2 separate regions of the Homo sapiens genome follow, and region 1 is linked to region 2. A link is a contact called in ENCODE Hi-C or POLR2A ChIA-PET data. All regions are on one chromosome and are shown on one strand. The core of a region is the stretch at or near the end of the contact, and the rest is flanking DNA. Distances in the headings are between cores, read along the strand shown. Region 1 overlaps ERC1 (ELKS/RAB6-interacting/CAST family member 1). Region 2 overlaps ERC1 (ELKS/RAB6-interacting/CAST family member 1).

What was found. Hi-C counts contacts between places; a loop is a spot of excess contacts on that map. ChIA-PET counts read pairs that join two places held with the same protein, here RNA polymerase II (POLR2A). Pooled maps may share reads with other maps.
Region 1: a loop to region 2 is called in a pooled map, with 5 times the contacts of the local background. The contact joins two enhancer-like sites. A Hi-C loop is called at or near these places in 2 of 50 pooled maps. POLR2A ChIA-PET finds 5 or more read pairs at or near these places in 3 of 52 experiments (H1, PC-9 and RWPE1).

Annotation. Positions count from the first base shown.
Region 1 is chr12:1,493,939-1,498,485 of GRCh38, reverse strand. ERC1 (ELKS/RAB6-interacting/CAST family member 1) reads right to left here. Exons shown (of 19, transcript NM_178040.4): 19 at 2,555-4,547. Among named protein-coding and RNA genes, the nearest start is that of LINC00942, 4.3 kb to the left of the region's middle. Within about 2 kb of position 1,809, at least 6 of the 41 ENCODE cell types and tissues checked have a DNase peak (open chromatin) inside an H3K27ac peak, as active enhancers do.
Region 2 is chr12:1,456,827-1,461,595 of GRCh38, reverse strand. The region is part of intron 18 of ERC1 (ELKS/RAB6-interacting/CAST family member 1); the gene reads right to left. It overlaps LOC124902856 (a long non-coding RNA gene), which reads right to left. Exons shown (of 2, transcript XR_007063156.1): 2 at 1-4,769. Among named protein-coding and RNA genes, the nearest start is that of LINC00942, 41 kb to the left of the region's middle. Within about 2 kb of position 3,460, at least 3 of the 41 ENCODE cell types and tissues checked have a DNase peak (open chromatin) inside an H3K27ac peak, as active enhancers do.

The DNA.
Region 1 (4,547 bases), core at 560-3,059, 39 kb before region 2:
ATGTCCTCTGTCCACACTGGCCACTTGCTGTCCCAAGTGCCCTCCTCGTACTTTCCTACCTCCCTGGTCTTGCTCATCTGTCTTTTTGGCTTCCCTTCACCCCCTTTTCCGGCAAAATCCACCTGTTGAAGTTGTGTGACGAGCACTGCCTGCTCTCGTGCCCCACTGCACTTCACTGGGCTTAGCTGTCCCCAGCAGACTGTCCTCCCCGGGAGGTGGCCACAGCAGTGGGCTGAAGAACACACACTCTGGAGACAGAGTCGGGTGTGAATTCCAGTCTCACCACTAACATGCTGTGTGGCGCTGGGAAGGTCGTGCGTCCACTTTGTGCCTCTCCTGTAAAGTGGGATAACAGTACCCACCTTGTAGGACTGCTGTGAAGGTGAACCGACACCAAACCTGTGCAGTGCTCAGAACTGAAGCTGGCAGGTGGTCCACATGTCACTAGCTTTTATTATTTGTAGCCTGGAGTCTAGAACACAGGGAAGTACAAATTCTGAACGGAGCGCTACGGTGGCCCTTTGTGAATGCAGAGTGCTTGGATCTTCGGAGGAAGAGGCCTGTATGGGCAAGTACAGTTGAAGGATGTGAATATTTAACTGATTCAGGAAACATTCAAACACAAGAATAAGGAGAATGGACTTACAAACCCCATGCACGCAGTTCCCCAGCTTCATAATTACCGACCTCTGGCCCATCTTTTGTCTCCACGCCCTTGCTCCTCCCCGACAGACATGCTTGATTATTTTTAAGTGAATCGCAGATGTTAAGAAAGCAATTTATGCTCTGTAAAGAAAATTTCAAAAAGGAAAAAGATTATCCTACGGCACCTTCATTATGACCTAGGCTGGGGACAGGGATGAAGGAGGCATTCTTTCAGAGGTGAAGAAGAGGCTGGGAGGTCAAGCGGCAGCCCAGGGCTGCAGTCTGCGAGTCTGGGCCCTTTCCAGGACACCTGGGAAGGCTCACAAACCTCACACCAGCTTCCCCCCAGCCCCAGAGCCTATTTATTTTTTTTGAGACAGGGTTTCTCTCTGCACCTCTAGGCTGGAGTGCAGTGGTGTGATCACTGCAGCTCACTGCAGCCTCCATCTCCTGGGCTCAAGTCATCCTCTTGCCTCAGCCTCCAAAGCAGCTGGGACTATAGGCACATGCCACCATGCCCTGCTAAATTTTTAATTTATTGTAACGAGAGAGGTCTCACTATGTTGTCCAGGCTGGTCTCGAACTCCTCGCCTCAAGTGATCTTCCCACCTTGGCCTCCCAAAGTGTTGGGATTAAAGGTTTCAGCTACAGCACCCAGTCCCTAAGTAGCTCCTAATCATTTTTGAGCCAGCCTGAGATATTCCACCTCAAAAATAAAGTACTAGTTATCTTCTCTCAGTTCCGAAAAAAAATTAATGGATGGAATTCTTAAAAGTTTTCACATATTTTCTTTAAATCTATTGTCGGTGTCCACTTGCCTGCAACTGGGCACTGGTAGAATGCAGGGTGAATAAATAGTAAAAAAGATGAATGGGAAACCTTGGAAACAGCTGACCAGTGTAATCTGACAGCTTTCTGTGGACACATTTGCTTGTGGTTGTGATTTTATATTGTGCAGAATAATACATGCTCGGCTAGTAAAATTGTTCCTGCTTCATATGATGAAAGTACAAGCAACCTCAGCCCTGCAGCCGTGTCCACAGCGCCCTGTCTCCCGGGCACGTCTCCCCTGGCAGAGCTTCCCAACAGCTGCTGTGGCTGCAGAGAGCGAGGCCAGGGTGGGACCTGGGCACTGGGAGGGCCGACCGGGAAGAACGAGTTTGGACTCTCTTGCTACAATTCCCAAGAGCCAACACCCAGCGTGTGGCAGAATTTACACGGGAGAGGGAAGGAATGCAGCAAGCTGGCTTGATTCCTCTCTCGGGCAGACACAGAAGTGTGGCTAAGCAGAAAAGTAATTCTCATAAAAGAAATCCTCCAGAATAATTTCTTATTGAGCATAAAGCCCAAGACAAATCCCAAAGCTGGAAATGACAGCCGCGTCCAAGCACAGGGTTTCTCGGCTCCTTTTACTCTTGGCACACACACTTTCTGTTGACCCAGCCTGCACGCCCCAGAGTCAGTGCATCAGAACGCGCCCTGCTGAAGCTTGAGTCCCAGTCCTGGGCAAAGCCCTCCCTTGGTGGCCGCCCTTCTGGCTCTTCTACCTTGGTACAACAGCAGCACCATCCCTCAGCGCTGGGCACCTACTCTAAGCTCTGGAACAGTGAGACCTGATACGGATAACCTGGCCCGGGGCTGAGGGTAGAAAGAAGGAAAAAGGGAACCGGGAATTGACTTTAAAAGCTGCAAACCCGGAGATCAGGCGGGAAGGGAAAGGAGGCTCATGCCCGTCAGGGCTGTGATGACTCCCACACCCACCGTAAATCCTGGGACCCCTGGCCCTCGGGCTGCCTGCCATTGGAGTTGGCCTCTTGGGCACTGCAGACCTTGTCCATCTTTTCTAGCATTTGGGGACACACCTTGCCTGGATGATCAGCTGGGTGACACTCAAAGAAGGACACAGCACGGTTTTTAAATAACTTTATAATTTCCTGGTGGATTTAGTTTGTGAATAAAAAAGAAAAAATGAACAAAGTGTTTACAATAATTATCAAGGCAAAGTTGAATATAACACAATTTCTTTGTAATGTCATTATCCTGTCAGTAACACAACTCCAGCAGGAACACACACATACAGCTGAAGGCAGCGGGTGCACGTGCATCCCAGACACCACCATGGAGGCTGCTACTGTTACCAAAAGGAACTCAAGCTACAAGGGGGCAGGTGCTCCTCAGCTCCTCCACTAAAGTGCAACACTTCTCTTCTGACGCATCAGGGAGCAGTCACAGGCCCCACTGGATATCCTGCAATGCCCGGCAGGTGCCTGGGCTAGTCCTGCGATGGGCCAGCAGGCCAGAGTGGGTGGTGCTGCCCTCAGGATGTGTAGCTGCAGTAGATGGATGCAATACTGGCGTGGTGTGGAATGAGGGGCTGGACCCAGAGGGCCTGCTTTGGCCGGGGTGAATTCTCTGGCTTCAGTAGGGTTCACTTCCTTTCCTGACAGTGGCTTCTCTGGGGTCAAGAGAGAGCCTGGGCCTAGGAGATCTAGGGTCTAAAAAAGCTCAAAGGGAAATAATTGAGGGCCTGAAGCCAGAAGGAACTGACATGGAGGACAGTCTGTTCCACCTGGATTGCAGGCTCCAGGCTGGCCAGTGCTCACCCGTGCTGGGTGGTCACTGGAAGAGATAGCACCAAGTGGGCAGGAGAGGTCCTGTGGCCTGCCAGGCAGGGGCTTCAGGGTCAAGCCCAGGTTACCATGCAGTATTAGGCACACTGAGCTAGAACCCACGTCGGGTGAGGGTGGTTATGGGGTCACAAACTGTGAAACCTCTACCCAGAGGTCCTGAACATGTATAGGAAAATCCTGGCACAACTGCGAGGCTCTGAGCCCCAGATTCTCGTTCCTTTTGCTCGGCAGGTGTCTCTTGCCCAGGCAGGCACTACCCTAAGTGTGCTCCATGCTTCCTAAGCCGCCAGCCCAGGGCCACCTATGCCAGCCTGGGAGGAGGGGAGTGTGGCTGCCCCATAGCTTGAATTCCTTTATTAACAAGATATTGGTTTGCATTTTTAAAACACAGCTGTTTAATTTTTCATTTCTACAACTACGTTTTAATCTTTTAATAATCTCAACAACAGACACAATGTAACTGCCCCAATTCTCTGAATCACACAGACAATATCGACAAGCAGAGAAAGAAGAGAGGAGGTGGGATGGGACAAAAACCCGCTCCCCCAAATCAATCCCTAAAACCACTTCTCCCCCAAGAGTCAGGAGAAGTACCTACAACAGGGCCACAGCACTTGCCAAACACATTGGAAAAAATCAGGAGACAGTTGGTTACATTTTTGACACTAAAAAGTCTGGAGACGGTTTTTGCTGAAGAGTAGGTGAAGATAGCCATTTTGTTCAGAAGGATTTCCCTGTAATGTATGTCTTTTCTTGCAAGAAGAGTAGGTGAAGACAGCCATTTTGTTCAGAAGGATTTCCCTGTAATGTATGTCTTTTCTTGCCTAATTCTTCCCTAATTTGCATGGGGGAAACTCCAGATCCTCTTTAAGACATTCCTTTGAGTGGTTCACGTCCCCTCCTGAGCAGCCCAGGGCTGGCAGTGATGGACGGGCGGCCTCACTCTGCAGAGGGTGCCTGCTGCATTGCAGTCTCTTCTCATCCTTCCTCCTCAGTTCCGAACCCAGGCAGGTGAAGAGGAGGCCAGGAGCAGATGTTAAATTACTGGTATTTGCTGACACAGGGTCCGCTGGGCTTGAGAAATGCCATGTGGTGTCACACTCCACGCAGCGGTCTTCTCTGCTTGGCTCTTTCCTCAAAGACTCTGAGGGTCTTGACACCGGGCCTACACTCAAGTAACATGGTCAACAGGAGGGCGGGATGGTTCTGGGAGGAACAGGACTCTGGCAGCAAATCCAAATGCCAGTGGATGGGCGGCTCAGAAACATTTAT
Region 2 (4,769 bases), core at 2,211-4,710:
CCTGGGTTCAAGCTATTCTCCTGCCTCAGCCTCCCAAGTAGCTGAGATTACAGGTGCCCACCACCACGCCAGGTTAATTTTTGTACTTTTAGTAGAGACAGGATTTTCCCACATTGGCCAGGCTGGTCTCGAAATCCTGACCTCAGGTGATCTGCCTGCCTCAGCCTCCCAAAGTGCTGGGATTACAAGTGTGAGCCACTGTGCCCGGCTCAAAGTTCAATTTTAGAGCCAAAAACGTTGGCTTTATCTAAAATTCCTGGGCGACAAAGGTTTTAAAAACGAAAGCTGCACTTTCAAAAATATTCAATCATTCAACATACAGGTTATACATGTCTCATATTCATATATAATCCATATGGCTAATTGTATGAGATGATCTGTATCAAATGGGTACAATATTGACAAGTATGGTGAGGTTGGGATGGGCACTAAGTGATGGGGAGTCAACCTTAGTTTTTAAAACTCTCCAGAAGGAAATTCTACAACATTCTTTTGAATTTTTTCCATGTTGCTTAGTTTTATAGTCAGACAGCTGTTCCCTATGTTTAACTAAAATATTTCTTTTGTAATTTAATATATTATCTTGGTCTATCCTAAGTGGAACTAGAAAAATGAAAAAAAAAAAAAAAAAAAAAAAGGGCCTCCTCATCGTTTAGGCAAGTCTTTATCCTATGAAAACTGCCTTTTCAAAACAATTGTTCATTTTTCATTCCTCCTTTCTTCCCCTTTTCAACTATTTTACCTAATTTATTTTTTATGGAGTTCAAGTTAGGATGTCACATTCAAATACTGTCCTAAAACTGGGAGGAGGGGGCTATTATACATCCCTGTTATACTAGATAATAGACAATCAGGGTTAGAAAAACACCACCACCACCACCTTAGAAACAAGCTGACTCAAATCATCTTGCAATCCTGAATCCTTTTTATAACCCAACTGAGTAGCTTCTCTCCAGTCAAAAGGACTTATTTCAAATATGGCTGCCCATTCTTTTTGTGGAGAGATCTAGGAAGTTTCACTTTCTGTTAAACTTAAACCTGCCTTCTTGTAATGTTTACAATTAAACACTGTAATGGTAATGAAATGGATGTCGCATTCAAACGTATTTACCTCTTGTAATGGTGCAGCGATGGGTGGAGCTTGGTGTAACTGGCAGCACTGCTCATGGGGTAACACCGACTCAGCCCACACAAAGCTCCACCTGCCACGGCACCATTTTGCGGCTGCCTGTGGGTGTTACCTTGGGGTTGGCTATTTAGGCTAATACTTGTATTTTCAATACTCCTGTGCCTCTCAATTTTCACAAGAGGATTAAAATCTTAATCCTAGTTTACTGATTTAAGTTTTTAAAAACTTTTTATTTTAAAATAATTTCAAAAGAACATCTTATACCAGAAAGTAAGGAAGTTTTCCAAGAGTAGTGGGCATATATTAGAAGGATGCGGGAAACATCTTGGAGAATTTGAGCATTGAAATAAATGATTATAAAATATTATAACTCACTGAATAAAACAGAAATCTTTAAGTCTATTCTGGTATAAATTTCACCTGGATTCCTTAACTGCTAACATTTTACATTTGTCATATCATTCATTAATTAATTCTCTATCTTGATAAATATACATGTGTATACACATCTGTCTCTATCTGTATCGTTATCTGTATCTCTATCTATATCACTCTATGTATGTTTCCTGGTGTTAAATTCAGGTGATTGTTTGGCAAGAGTACCACCTGTGTTCTTCTCTGTGCCTATGATGAAGAGGCACACATTGACGTGTCCCACTACTGGAGATGCTAACCTTAATCACTTGGTTTAGATGGTATGTGTCAGATTTTTCCAATGTAAATTAACTATAAATACTTTGTGCTAATTAACTGACATACATTTTTGTGTGTTTGACGAGATACTTTCAGTCTATGCAAATAGTCTGTTCTTAGTCAACCTTCACCTGGTGTTTTCACATTCATTGATGATACCTGCCTAAATCAGTCACTACTATAATGGTGCCAAATGCAGATTCTCTAATTCCATAATTCCGTCTACATTATGCTGGCATTCAACCACAGGGTGGAGTTTTCCTTTCTCCCCCATTTACTTGTTCATTCATTCATTCATTCATTCATTCACTTCTTTATACCATCACAGACTCAAAGATTTCTATTTTATTCAATAGAATATTGATTATTTCTAGTCCAGAGATCTGAAAGAAATTTCTCCCCCTGGGTCCTCATAAAAAGTCTAATTGTAAGCAACATCTTCAGCATCCTTTCATATATATAGCCATGAGGTTCAGAGATTTCTTTTTTAAAAAAAATCTCAGCAATATCATAATGTCAAAGTTCATTTCATAGAAACCATTTTCTAGGAGACCCTAAATTAAATATTGCTGCCCAAGTACTCAGAAACCTAATGTATTATTTGATATAGGAAATAAATTTTCAAGTCTTTGGAAAGATTTAGGCAATACTCTCTCTATATTAGTTGTTATAATCTGTTACTATCTTTACTTATTTTGATGCTCGAATTCCTCAAGATTTTCCCCATGTTGTTTTGATACATCCCCACCACTCTTGGAATGCTTCCTTACTTTCTGGTATAAAACTGTTCTGGGATTATCACGTGCTTTCCCACACACAGCCCTAGACTCAGTCATTTCCCCAAAGAGCTCTGGTTCCTTCTGGTGGGAAAAGGCATCTAGACCAACATTTGAGTAGTAAGTGAGCTCTCTGTTACTGGGTGTCACTGCTTCCAGGTCCCTTCAGCAGATAAGGTTAGAAAATACATACATGCTTTGGGAAGCCAAGGTGGGTGGGTCACCTGAGGTCAGGAGCTCAAGACCAGCCTGACCAACATGGAGGAACCCTGTCTCTACTAAAAATACAAAATTAGCCGGGCATGGTGGCGCATGCCTGTAATCCGATTCAGTTACTCGGGAGGCTGAGGCAGGAGAATCACTTGAACCTGGGAGGTGGAGGTTGTGGTGAGCCAAGATCGTGCCATTGCACTTCAGCCTGGGCAACAAGAGCGAAACTCCATCTCAAAAAAAAAAAAAAAAGAAAATACATACATGTGTATATGTGTATACATACACATATACACATATATAAACACACATACACACAGAGAAATCTAAATCTATTTATCTGTTAAAAACCATGAATTCATATCAATACCTCTAAAAACAATCCAATACGATAGGATTTGTCTTTACTCTTTCTATATCTGGTACTCTTATCTCCTATAATAACAAACACACTATCCTCAATATATTAGCTCCAATATATTTACTCATTTGCTTGATCTCCTGGTATGTAACCAGTCTCTCAACCATGTGGGCCACTTTCTTGGCCCTGGCCTGCTATTTCCACTCATGCTAGCTGAATCCTCAGCCCTCGCCTCCCAAAAATGTTGGCCATGTGGGCTGGCTTCTTGGTCTCAGCATGACAAACACACCAGCTATGCTAGCAGAATCCATGGTCCTGCCAAATGCCCAGGGCATGATCCTGAGGACCAGCTCCACTACCAAATATGCCAACCATGCTGGTCAAACCCAGTGCCTTTGTCCTGCCAGTCATTTTGGCTATATCAGTTGAACACTTGGCACCAGCCTCACTGACCATGCCAGCTGATTCCTCAGCCACCATTAAGGGGAAGGGGCAGATTGACTAACTTTTTTTTCTTTTTCTTTTTCTTTTTTTGAGACAGGGTCTCGCTCTGTGGCTCAGGCTGGAGGGCAGTGGTGCTATCTTGGCTCACTGCAGCCTCAACCTGCTGGGCTCAAGTGACCCTCCCACTTCAGCCACCCAAGTAGCTAGGACCACAGGCATGCACCACCATACTTGGCTAATTTTTTTTTTCCTTTTTCGATTAACTTTTAAAGTGTATGACTCTATACTTGAACACTGAATAGCTGCATTCTGGTATCTGTCAAAGACTAGATCCTAAACATATTGCTGCTTAATGTATAAAAAAATGGTTGAGACAACTAATATTTAGAGAGTACTGCCTAAATCTTTCCAAAGACTTGAAAATTTATTCCCAATATTAAATAATATATTAGATATTTGAGTAGCAATATTTACGGTCTCCTAGAAAACGGTTTTTATGAGATGAACTTTGGCCTTATTATATTGCTGAGATGTTTCTTAAAAAAAGAAGTCTTCTGAACCTCACGGCTGTACATATGGAAGGATGCTGAAGATGTTGCTTACGATCAGATTCTTTATGAGGACCCATGAGGGAGGAATTTCTTTTTCTGTTTCTGTTTTAATATCGTGGGGTACTATAAACTGCATACTACAGACATGTCACTTAATGGTGGGGATACATTCTGAGAAATGCATCGTCAGGAGGTCTTGTTGTGGGAACATCACAGACTGACTTACACAGACCTAGGTGGTATAGCTGCTACACACCGAGGGTGTCTGGTACAGCCTATTGCTCCTAGGCTACAAACCTGTACAGCATGTGACTGTACTACGTACTGTAGGCAACTGGAACACAGTGGTATTTCTGGATCCAAACATATCTAAACATAGACAAGGTACAGTAAAAATATGGTCTTATCATCTTACGGGAGCACTGTGGAACATGGGGTCCGTCATCGACTGAAATATTGTTATGTAGCACATGACAATAATTAAATCTCTGACAATGCCTGCGAGCTCACTCCTGGCTTCACCTTATTTTTTCTCTCTTCATTTTCTCTAGATTATTAGAATTATGGGGATGGGAATGCAAGAGAACACAGTTCTTCTGGTGATT